Linked DNA regions of Mus musculus: region 1 is linked to region 2. The links are chromatin loops, found by intact Hi-C in ENCODE. Cell type or tissue: heart. All regions are shown on one strand.

Evidence for each region. Hi-C counts contacts between places; a loop is a spot of excess contacts. Peaks named below come from ENCODE experiments on the same cell type or tissue, not always from the same donor. Only the 100,000 strongest peaks of a DNase experiment are listed, where the experiment ranks them.
Region 1: it touches region 2 in a loop (3-fold over the local background); 10 of 42 quality-filtered maps call a loop at or near these places.

What each region holds. Positions count from the first base shown.
Region 1 is chr11:78,854,244-78,859,243 of GRCm38, reverse strand. No RefSeq gene overlaps it. Among named protein-coding and RNA genes, the nearest start is that of Lyrm9, 30 kb to the right of the region's middle. In heart, a CTCF peak has its summit at 2,810 (motif pointing left); a DNase peak (open chromatin) is centred at 2,803; H3K27me3 peaks cover 1,017 bases.
Region 2 is chr11:79,211,249-79,216,248 of GRCm38, reverse strand. No RefSeq gene overlaps it. Among named protein-coding and RNA genes, the nearest start is that of Gm30470, 11 kb to the left of the region's middle. In heart, no CTCF peak of the experiment used is centred here; a DNase peak (open chromatin) is centred at 2,038; H3K27ac peaks cover 2,356 bases.

The DNA of each region.
Region 1 (5,000 bases), 360 kb after region 2:
GGGCAAGGTGTGGGGGCAGCTCCTTGTCCAACTCAATCCAGTAGAGTCCATTTTGAGAGTAGAGAGCAGAAAAGGTTTCTAGGTAAGAGCTGTTGGCATCATTTGCTTGTGCCCTAGCAGATCGTTAAAATCTGTGAGACTCTGAACATCTAGTGTGCCATCTTAGCTATTGACTGTACTGAGGACCAACTGTTTGCAGTAAGACATTTAAGCCTGGGGAAGCTCTGAGTCCAAAGAGGAAAGGGAATTAGAGAAGGGGGTTAGGGACAGAGCAAGCTCCTGGAGGGACAGAGGAGCAAGTGTCAACAAGAGCTTCAATCTGGGTGTCCCCAAGCAGAGCCAAGGGACTTGTCACAAAGAAATGTCTCTAACCACAAAGGAGAGGTGTCCCTTTCCTTGTGAGGGATGGCCAGTAGGGCTAGAGATGCTTCCACATTGATGTGGCTTTTTTAGAAACAAAGTAAGGTCCAAGAGGGAGCTGAGCGAGGAGGCTCCAGGAGCTGACAGAGACAGAGCAGGCAACTCCCAGGTCCCAGTTACCTACGGAGCAGGAGAGAGCAGGTGAGGGAAGAACCAGCTAAGGAGGTGGACTCTAAACTTTGGAGCTGAATATAATACAGTAAACAGCAGAATCCAGACGAAACAGATGATCCGAACCTTAGGAGGGTCCAACCAGCAGCTTGGTTCAGCTAGAAGTGGGTCCCTTGGTAGGGGTCCATTTATGCCCCTCTCAGGTTTGGATACCAGATGTTTAAACGGAGAACATGACCACCCCATAGTATGGTTACAGGGAAAATTTTTATTGTGGATGAGAGAGCTAGAGAGAGTGAGATCCAGAAGCACCTGGAAAAGTCTAGAACAGAAAGAAAAGAAGTAGACTGAACATGGCCAGCAGTCTGGACCTGGCCAGGAGAGAAGCAACACACACACACACACACACACATACACACACACACACACACACACACACGCGCGCGCACATCACACAGACACACACACAATCACACAGACACACATCGCACATACATCACACACACATCACACACACACACGCATCACACAGATACACACACAATCACACATACATCACACACACATCACATACACACATCACACACACATCAAACACACACATCATACACACAAGCGCACACACACATACATCACACAGACACACACACACACACACACACACACACACACACACACACACGGAGAGTGAAGGGAGAGGGAGAGAGAGAGAGCAGAGACAGTGAGAAGGAGCGATAGAGAAACAGAGAGACAGAGACAAACAGAAACTCAAAAACAGCAGGGTATTAAGGAGAATGAGTAGCTGGGAGAGGAAAGGAAAGCCGGTTAGCTGGAGGAAGGTTAGGGGAGGGGAGGAGGTAGGAAAGGCTAGGATGCCAGCAGAGCATTATCTTTGAAGTGCATAAAAGGTACTTGTGATCCTGAGGGAGCCTGGAGGCCAGCATGTGCTCTGCTGTGCTAATGAGCATCACAGGTAGCCTTTTGTTCCTTCTGTCAGCGATGAGGGAGATAGTTTTTTGTTATAAGGGAACCAGCTTCACAAATCCCTGAGGAATGCTGGCTTTTGTCTAACTACCAGAAGTCCTGCTGTATTCCAGACTGAGCCTCTCTTTCCACTGCCTTGTGGAGTGGAAGAATTGGAGTCTCCTTTATATCTCACAGTTATGAGCTGCCATCTGTGGGTCCTGGGAACTGATCTTGGGTCCTCTGCAAGAACAGTAGGCACTCTTAACTGCTGAGCCAACTCGCCAGCCCCATGCTCTGTGTGTGTGTGTGTGTGTGTGTGTGTGTGTGTGTGTGTGTTTTAGGTTTTTCTATGTAGCCCTGGTTGTCCTGGAACTCACTTTGTAGACCAGGCTAGCCTTGAACTCAGAAATCTGCCTGTCTCTGCCTCCCAAGTGCTGGGATTAAAGGCGTGCGCCACCACTGCCCGGCGCTGCCAGCCCAAGCTCTGTCAGCCACCATCTCCATGACAGTAGTTTAGTGTTCTCAAGCTGGTCACAGAAACGGGCTCACTGCAGATGTAGCCTTCTGAGAATATCTCCTTCCACTTAGTACAATGCCTTTGGGGGTTTGTCTAAGGTGATGCATGTAGCAATAGTTTTTGGATTGCAGAGTGGTATTCCACTATTTGCACTCCCCAAGGAGAATATTCTGATATCCTTGGATGTTTCTGAGGGAAATTTGAAGTAACTGGTTCAAAATTACAGGGTGTATTCTAGGGGCAGGGAGCAATCTGTATTTTTTTCAAAACATTAGATATTTTTAGTTTCTTTTAAAAGATTATTTTGTTTATATGAGTACACTGTAGCTGCCTTTAGACACACACCAGAAGAGGGCATCAGATCCCATTACAGATGGTTGTGAGCCACCATGTGGTTGCTGGGAATTAAACTCAGGACCTCTGGAAGAGCAATCAGTGCTCTTGACCACTGAGTCATCTCTCCAGCCCACATATTTTTATTAATTATTTGGAAATCCCAGCATCCACAATGTGCTCCCAGCTGTCTGTACCTCCAGTTCTAAGCAAGTGTGACATTGGTGCTTTTAAAGAATTTCCCCACTCATATAACCTATTCTAAAGTATTGGCTCAAGAGGGTGATTACCCAAGACAGCCTTCCACCTAAACGTATTGTGCTTCCCCACGTGGGATCAGTAGTGGTCAGACTCAGATCGTCAGCAGGTACTGAGTCCAGTTCCTTTCATTTTTCTCGCCTCAATAGAATTCAGGACTCCCATCTTCAGCCACCACATGCCAAAGCCACCTCCATGCTGCCACCTAGTGGTCACAGCCACAGCTGCTGATCCCTTTAAAGGAAGGCCGCTTCCATCCTCAGGTTCACTGCCAAGAGCGCATCACACTCCTCAGTCCCCTACTGTAGCCCCAGTGGACACAAAACACGACTCTAGTCTCAAAGGGAACAAAAGACACTTTATCCTTGAGCCAAATATAAGTGACCATGGCCCAGGGACTCAGGTCATCACAAATGCCATGAAATATGTATAGTTATAGAACAAAAGAAAGTTACAAATCAAGGTACTTTCTAAGTACATAGACAACAGGATCTGGCAGGCAGGTTACACCAGAGCACAAACACCAACCCGCTGATGCTATCAGAGGGCATTCTTAGCTTTGGGGTTGGTGGAAGTTAATACTAAGAACACATTTCAGAAGTTTTACCTGAGAATAGCAAGGACATCAGCTCAGGTGGAGCTTGGCAACCAATGGCTATCATGGGACATTAAGAAAGATCAAATAAGGGCTGGCGAAATGGCTCAGCAGGTAAGAGCACTGACTGCTCTTCTGAAGGTCCTGAGTTCAAATCCCAGCAACCACATGGTGGCTCACAACCAACTGTAATGGGATCCAGCTACAGTGTACTTAGTTATAATAATAAATAAATCTAAAAGAAAAAGAGAGAGAGATCAGAGAGTTAATTATGTAATTATTCTAGATCTTTAACACTCCAACCTCCATAAGTTAATCAGCTGATCGACCTTGGAGAATCTTTAACATGGATGTGGCTTCTCTTTTCTGGGAACTTCAGTTTACAGTTATCCTGTTGGCTAAGCATCATGTGTGTTCATGTAGAAGCCATATGTTTTATGTCCCCGCCAAATGCTAGAAGGCTTGTTCCTAGGGTCTCATGTAGCTAAGGCAGCAAGTGGGTTCCTCGGCTACACAGAAAGGTTGAGAGGAACCTGGGATACATAAGGCTCTGTCTCAATAATAATGAGAAAATAATCATAATAAATACTTTGATTTGTCCTGTGATCTTGGCTTTACAACAGATTCCAGCTCGGAGAAATGAATGGCTTTTCACTTTATAAAAGAAACCAAATCATTTTATATTTCTTTCTAACAAGTTGTTGTTCTCTTTTGTACCAGGCCTTACTGGGTTAGGGGTAGAAAGAAGGTACCAGATTTATAAGAAATCAAGATTTCCTAGGGTTTTTTTAAAAATTTTTTTATTTTCATTTTCTGTGTATGAGTGTTTTTGTCTGCATGCATGAGTACCATCTATGTGCTGTGATCTTCTGATCCTCTGGCCTGTGCCTCCCAAGTGTGGGCTTACAGACTGTTCTGCTAGGCTCCTCCTGACAGCGACTTAGCAATAGTTAGTGTCATCACCTGCCACCATTGCCTGCCAGGTGCTAGTCAGGTGTGACAATATATAATAAAGAGGACTGCTTGCTACTCTCCCCCTGCCCCACCCACCCCTCCCTCTCAATCTCCCTCTCTCTCTCTCTTCCCCCCCATTCTCTTTCTTTCTCTGTTTCCACTAGCCTCTCTCTTTCTGTCCTTCATCCCCACTTTCTCTGCCCTCGAGGCTCTGCCTGCCTCTACCCTTTCTCCAGGTCCCCGATCCCCTACCTTCCCTGTCAATAAACCTCCCTTATACTAGGTCCTGTCATATGTCAAGATTTCTCAGTGGGACACGGAGACTTTGGCATGGACCCACCAGGTACCCACACTCACTCCCACTGCCTCCACATTATATTTCATAACACTTAGCAGGCCATGAGAGCAATAAGCAACTCTGCCTGCTTTCTTCCTGGTGTTTATTTCCCTTACCCTAAAATCAACATTAAAAATATCTGAATGAGCTGGGCATGGTGGTGCATGCCTTTAGTGACAGCACTCTGGAGGCAGAGTCAAGCACAGATCTCTGGGTTCAAGGCCAGCTTGGTCTACAAAGCAAATTCCAGGACTACACAGAGAAACCCTGTCTAAAGGGGGATGGCAGGAGTGTCTTGGTGAGCTCCAACACTGCTTCACACTTGACTTGTCCTAAAATTCCTTTCTGCTAAGTATTCTAGATCTGTTTGAATGGAGATCTCTATAAAGAACTCTGGGACTGCTGTGAGTGACAGCGTGGAGCTGTGTCTCTGCCACCATTAATATTTGTCTTTTCTTAGACAGATGTGGTGTGTACACATGTAATCCTATCACTCAGGAGCCAGAGGC
Region 2 (5,000 bases):
GGAAAAGCACGAGAGAAGGGAAATATAGTCTGAGTTCTGGAAGAATCTGGAGTATTCTAAATTTCAAACTATAAAATATAAACCAACAGAGAGCCTTCCTATCCCAGGCTAGACCAGCACCCCAGCTGATAGGATACCTTCCTAGCTCAGACTAGACTGGCACTCCAGCAGATAGGATACCTTAGTAAGTAATCCCTACTCAGTGGCTCAGATAGACCGGATGTTTGAGATCCACAGTGGTCATGGAACTCCTGACCCCTGAGGCACACAGCAGACCTTGGGACAGCCTCTCAAGAGTTTATACCCCCTTGATTTCAGGAGGATACTTAATTTTAATTAAAAGAGACAGTTACGGTTGCCAGATAGAATGAAGTTCCAGGCTGTTCTCCTGGAAGTTCCTGAAGTGGCACATTAAAGCCCAGCTCTCTCTCAACCCTGCTGCTCTCCTCCCTGAAGAGGCAGGCCTTGAGCACTTCTGCTGCCAACTATGCAGGCTATGCAGCGTCTATGCAGGCCAGCTCCTAAGGATCACTCTCTGCAGAGTTCCAATGTCCAGTTGTTTAGGGCTGGGAATTCATTTGTTCAGGATGGAATCAGAAGATTGGGATATGCTGTGAAGACAGTTTGAGACTGAAATCCCTTCTGGCTGACACTGAAACCCCCTGAACTCAGCTCAGACAAGAGCTCTGAAGCCCAGCAGAGGAAAAAGCATAAAGATCTGTGTGGACTCGGAATATGCATACTGGGTACTGTGTGCACAGGGGGCCATCTGGGGAAGGGAGGGGACTGGTGACAGCCTCAGGGACGCCTATCAAAATCCTAAGGAGATCTGGACTGATTAGATGCAGCTCTGTTCCCTGAGTCATCGTGGCCCCGCACTGCTGAGACCACCAGAGGGGAGAAGATCCCACAATGCTCTCTTGTCCCATGGGAAACTTACCATTAGTGTTCAGGAGACACTTGGTAGACTCACCCACGTGACAGGGTTGTGGGCTGGAATGAGTAGGACAAGACAGACAAGACAGATGTCTTCTGGGAGAATCATCACCTAAGGGACTGGAGGACTCTAGGCACCCCTTTGGCAGGCCCAGACATGTTCATATGTGAAAATAATTTCTGCTCTTCTCTTTCCAGTGGGATATTTCCTGGTGGGTCCATTACTTCTTCTCCAATTGCCCACTGGCCATGACTCTCTAGCAGACCCAGTTCCACTGGTGACTGTCTCAATTCTGGCTCAAAGGAACAACAGAGGAAAGGCCCTCCAGGAAGTAGAGACCTACTGAGGGAACTCAACACACACACCTGAGACATGAGGGGCAACTCGAGTGGGCCACCTTGGAAGGTCACATGGAAAGCCCTTCTTGTCTGAGATAGAACATAAAGTTATCTTATTTTTTCAGGACAAAGGGATGACTACTTAACGAAGGAACATTCAGGACTTAAGGAACGGACAACTGGTTTGGAACAGACTTTCCAACTTCAAATTGTGGGCCTGCTGTCAGACATCTTAATCCAGATGGGACCAGAGCTATTTTGAGGTCGAAGGCCAACTCTCCTAAATCCCCGGGCAAGGACTACAGAGATCTTTACTACTGAGGGAACACTTTCCTTCTGGAAAATAGACTCCATAGCTGGAAATAGCACGACCCATGTTTACACTGCCCATGTTCCCTGGCGAGTGTTGGGGTGTTCTTACAGTTTGTGTCTTATGCTAAGGGCCTTACAGGAGTTCTCAGGAAGTCTAGCTAAGGTTTTTAGGAAGTTCAATGGATGTGGGAAAGATGATATGGGCGCCCTGGGCTGTCCTCTGTCCCATTCTCTTCCAACAACCCAAGGTTCAGCCCGTCCCACCCCTATTGCCTCCCTCGGAGGGTTCCCTTGCTGGTCCAGGGTGCAGAGGGTACTGAAGGCTGTCCTGGGCCCACATTCCTCTCACTTCCCGCCATTGTCCCTAGTTCCTGTATCCTTATCTCGACACTCTCCCCAGGCCGCCCCCAGCTGCGAAGAGTGGTGACTCATTTCCTTTCTTTCTAGTGACTTAATCCTGCCCCAGCAGTGACATGCCCTTCTGGCATCGCTGGGACTCGGAGCGTGGCACGGCTCTCCGGGGCCGGCAGGGGGCGCCAAAGCCTGCAGTGTGAGGGAACGGCCACAATCTGGGCTGGGAAATCCAAGACCTGAGGTGTATGGGACAGGGACAGTGCATTGCACATCCTGCCCAGAGGGGCTAGGAAATCACAGCTCCGCACTGCAAGGAATAATTTCATCTTCTACTCCGGCCTCTTCCTCCTGTGGTGTTCCCAACACTGTTTGCAGACACATTTCCTAAATAGTGATCACTGTGGGTCCTGCAACAGGGTTGTTCCAGAAATACTAGCCTGGGCCCTCACCAGGAAGAAGAGGATCCCACAGTTATAGATGGCCTACCTGACCCACGCCGGCCCTCTAGGCTCCCCTTTTCCTTCCCTCCCAGGTTCCAGAGAACAACAGACTTGCCTCGGTCTGGAAATCTCAGCTATTTCCCAAGAGCCACCCCGGGAGTATGAAGTAACAATAAGGCCACACAGTAGGTTTCAAGCCACACTGATCCCGTGGTTGGACTCCTCACCTCCCTGCACTCCACGAATTATGAATACAAAAGACTTGTCCTGGTATCTGAGGCAGCCAGAAAGACTTGGAAAACGAAGGGGACACAGGAAAGGGAAACCAGCCCTTCATTGAAGACTCTAAAGAACAGGAAGGAGCGGTGCAACCCTTTAATCCCAGGCAGAGGCAGTCCGAACTCTGTGAGTTCGAGTCCAGCCTGATCTACACAGTGAGTTCCAGGATAGTCAAGGCTACACAGAGAAACCCTGTCTCAAAAAAAAAAACAAACAAACAAACAAAAAAAAACCCCCACAGCAACCAATAGTTGGATGAGGTAAAAAATTCCAGGACGATTTACAACATGTGTTCCCATAGAGATTTTTTTTAATATTAGCATTTAATTAACCCCCTGGGTGGCTTCAAGCCACCAGAGCACAGGTACCTCCAACATCCTTTATCTTCTCTTCAGCTCTTCTGCCGAGGAATTTGGCCTTCATGATGACAGCTGCCTAGGGAGCTTTCCCTTTCCTAGAACAAGTTGCCGGATTGATTGGACACCACATACGGGAGCAGCTGCTGTCTTGTTTGTTTGTTTGTTTTGTAGCATTGACCCATGTCTGCTCACTGACCAGCACCCACAATTTATCCAGGTTGGCGATTGGGCAGAAGCTATGAAACTTCTTGAAGTGGTCATGCCTCACACCAACTTTCCCAAAGTACCCTGGATGATGATATTTGTCAAAGTTGATCCTGTGGTGATTCGTGCCTCCAGCATCATCTGGGTGCTCGTGGTGCTTACATATGGGACCCTGACCGCTGTGGCTCACGTGGCTCCGGAATGTTTCCTGGTCTTCCTCAGGATGGCATGGCCGCAGAAGAAAGGAAAGATCGTAAAACAATGTGCATGTATATATATATATGTGCATATATATATATGTATATATATACACAAATATATGTATGTGTACACACACACACACACACACACACACATCTTAGTCAAGGTTTCTATTCCTGCACAAACATCATGACCAAGAAGCAAGTTGGGGAGGAGAGGGTTTATTCGGCTTACACTTCCATACTGCTGTTCATCTCCAAGGAAGTCAGGACTGGAACTCAAGCAGGTCAGGAAGCAGGAGCTGATGCAGAGGCCATGTTCCTTACTGGCCTGCTTCCCCTGGCTTGCTCATAGTGTTTCTTATAGAACCCAAGACACAATGGGCCCTCCCCTCCCCCCCATCACTAATTGAGAAAATGCCTTACAGCTGGATCTCATGGAGGCATTTCCTCAAGGGAGGCTCCTTTCCCTGTGATAACTCCAGCTTGTGTCAAGATGACACCCCAAACCAGCCAGTACTATATATATGTGTGTGTGTGTGTGCGTGTGTGTGTGTGTGTATATATATATATATATATATATATATATATATATATATATATAGTGGTGTGGAGCTGGGGCTGCTGACGTGATTCCACACAAGTTGGTTGCTGTGAGTCCTCCCCACTCATCTGAAAGTTGGGTGTCAGAGCAGTCTAGGTCAGAGTCAGTGTGAGGGACAAATGAGCTCAGCCATGGAAGGTGCTGCTAGTGGTGCCTGCACCCCTGAACATGCAACAGTTGCCCCTCAGAACTTGGGCTCCGTGAAGACAGGGCTCTATGTGTCTTCTGTGCATGGCCATATCTACGACATCTTCAGCAGAGTCAGAATTCAGTAAGTGTTTGTTGAGTGAATGCCTGAGCGTTAGCTGCTGCCACAACTGCCGAAGTTGATTTCACTCTAGATTTTAGGCCTGTCAGACTGGAGGGAAGATGCTCCAGAGTTCATTACCTAGGATACCGAAGTGGTGTGGATGGTGTTTTACTTAGGGATTCTATTACTGTGATTAAACACCACTGCCAAAGCAACTGGGGAGAGGGGTGACTTAGTTACTGTTCTGTTGCTGTGAGGAAACACTATGACCAAGCCATAGAAAAGAAAGTGTTTAACTGGGGCTTGATTCCAGTTTCAGAGGGTTAGTCCATGTTTGCCATGGTGGGAAGCAGGGCAGCAGGCAGCAGGCAGGCAGGCAGGCAGGCATTAGAGTGGTAGCTGAGTTTACATCTGATCTGGAGGTTGGAGGCAGAGAGACAGAGACAGAGACACAGAGAGAGACAGAGACTGGGCCTGGCATGGGCTTTTTGAGACAGCAAAGTCCATCCACAGTGACACACCTCCTCCAACAAGGCCATACCTCCTAATCCTTCCCAAACAGTTTCACTAACTGTGGATCAAGCCTTCAAACCTACGAGCCTGTGGGGGCCGTTCTCATTCAAACCATCACCCCAGGGAGGAAAGCATTTATCTTAACTTTCAAGACATTCATCACTGAGGGAAGCCAGCACAGGAGCCTGGAGGCAGGAACTGAGGCAGAGG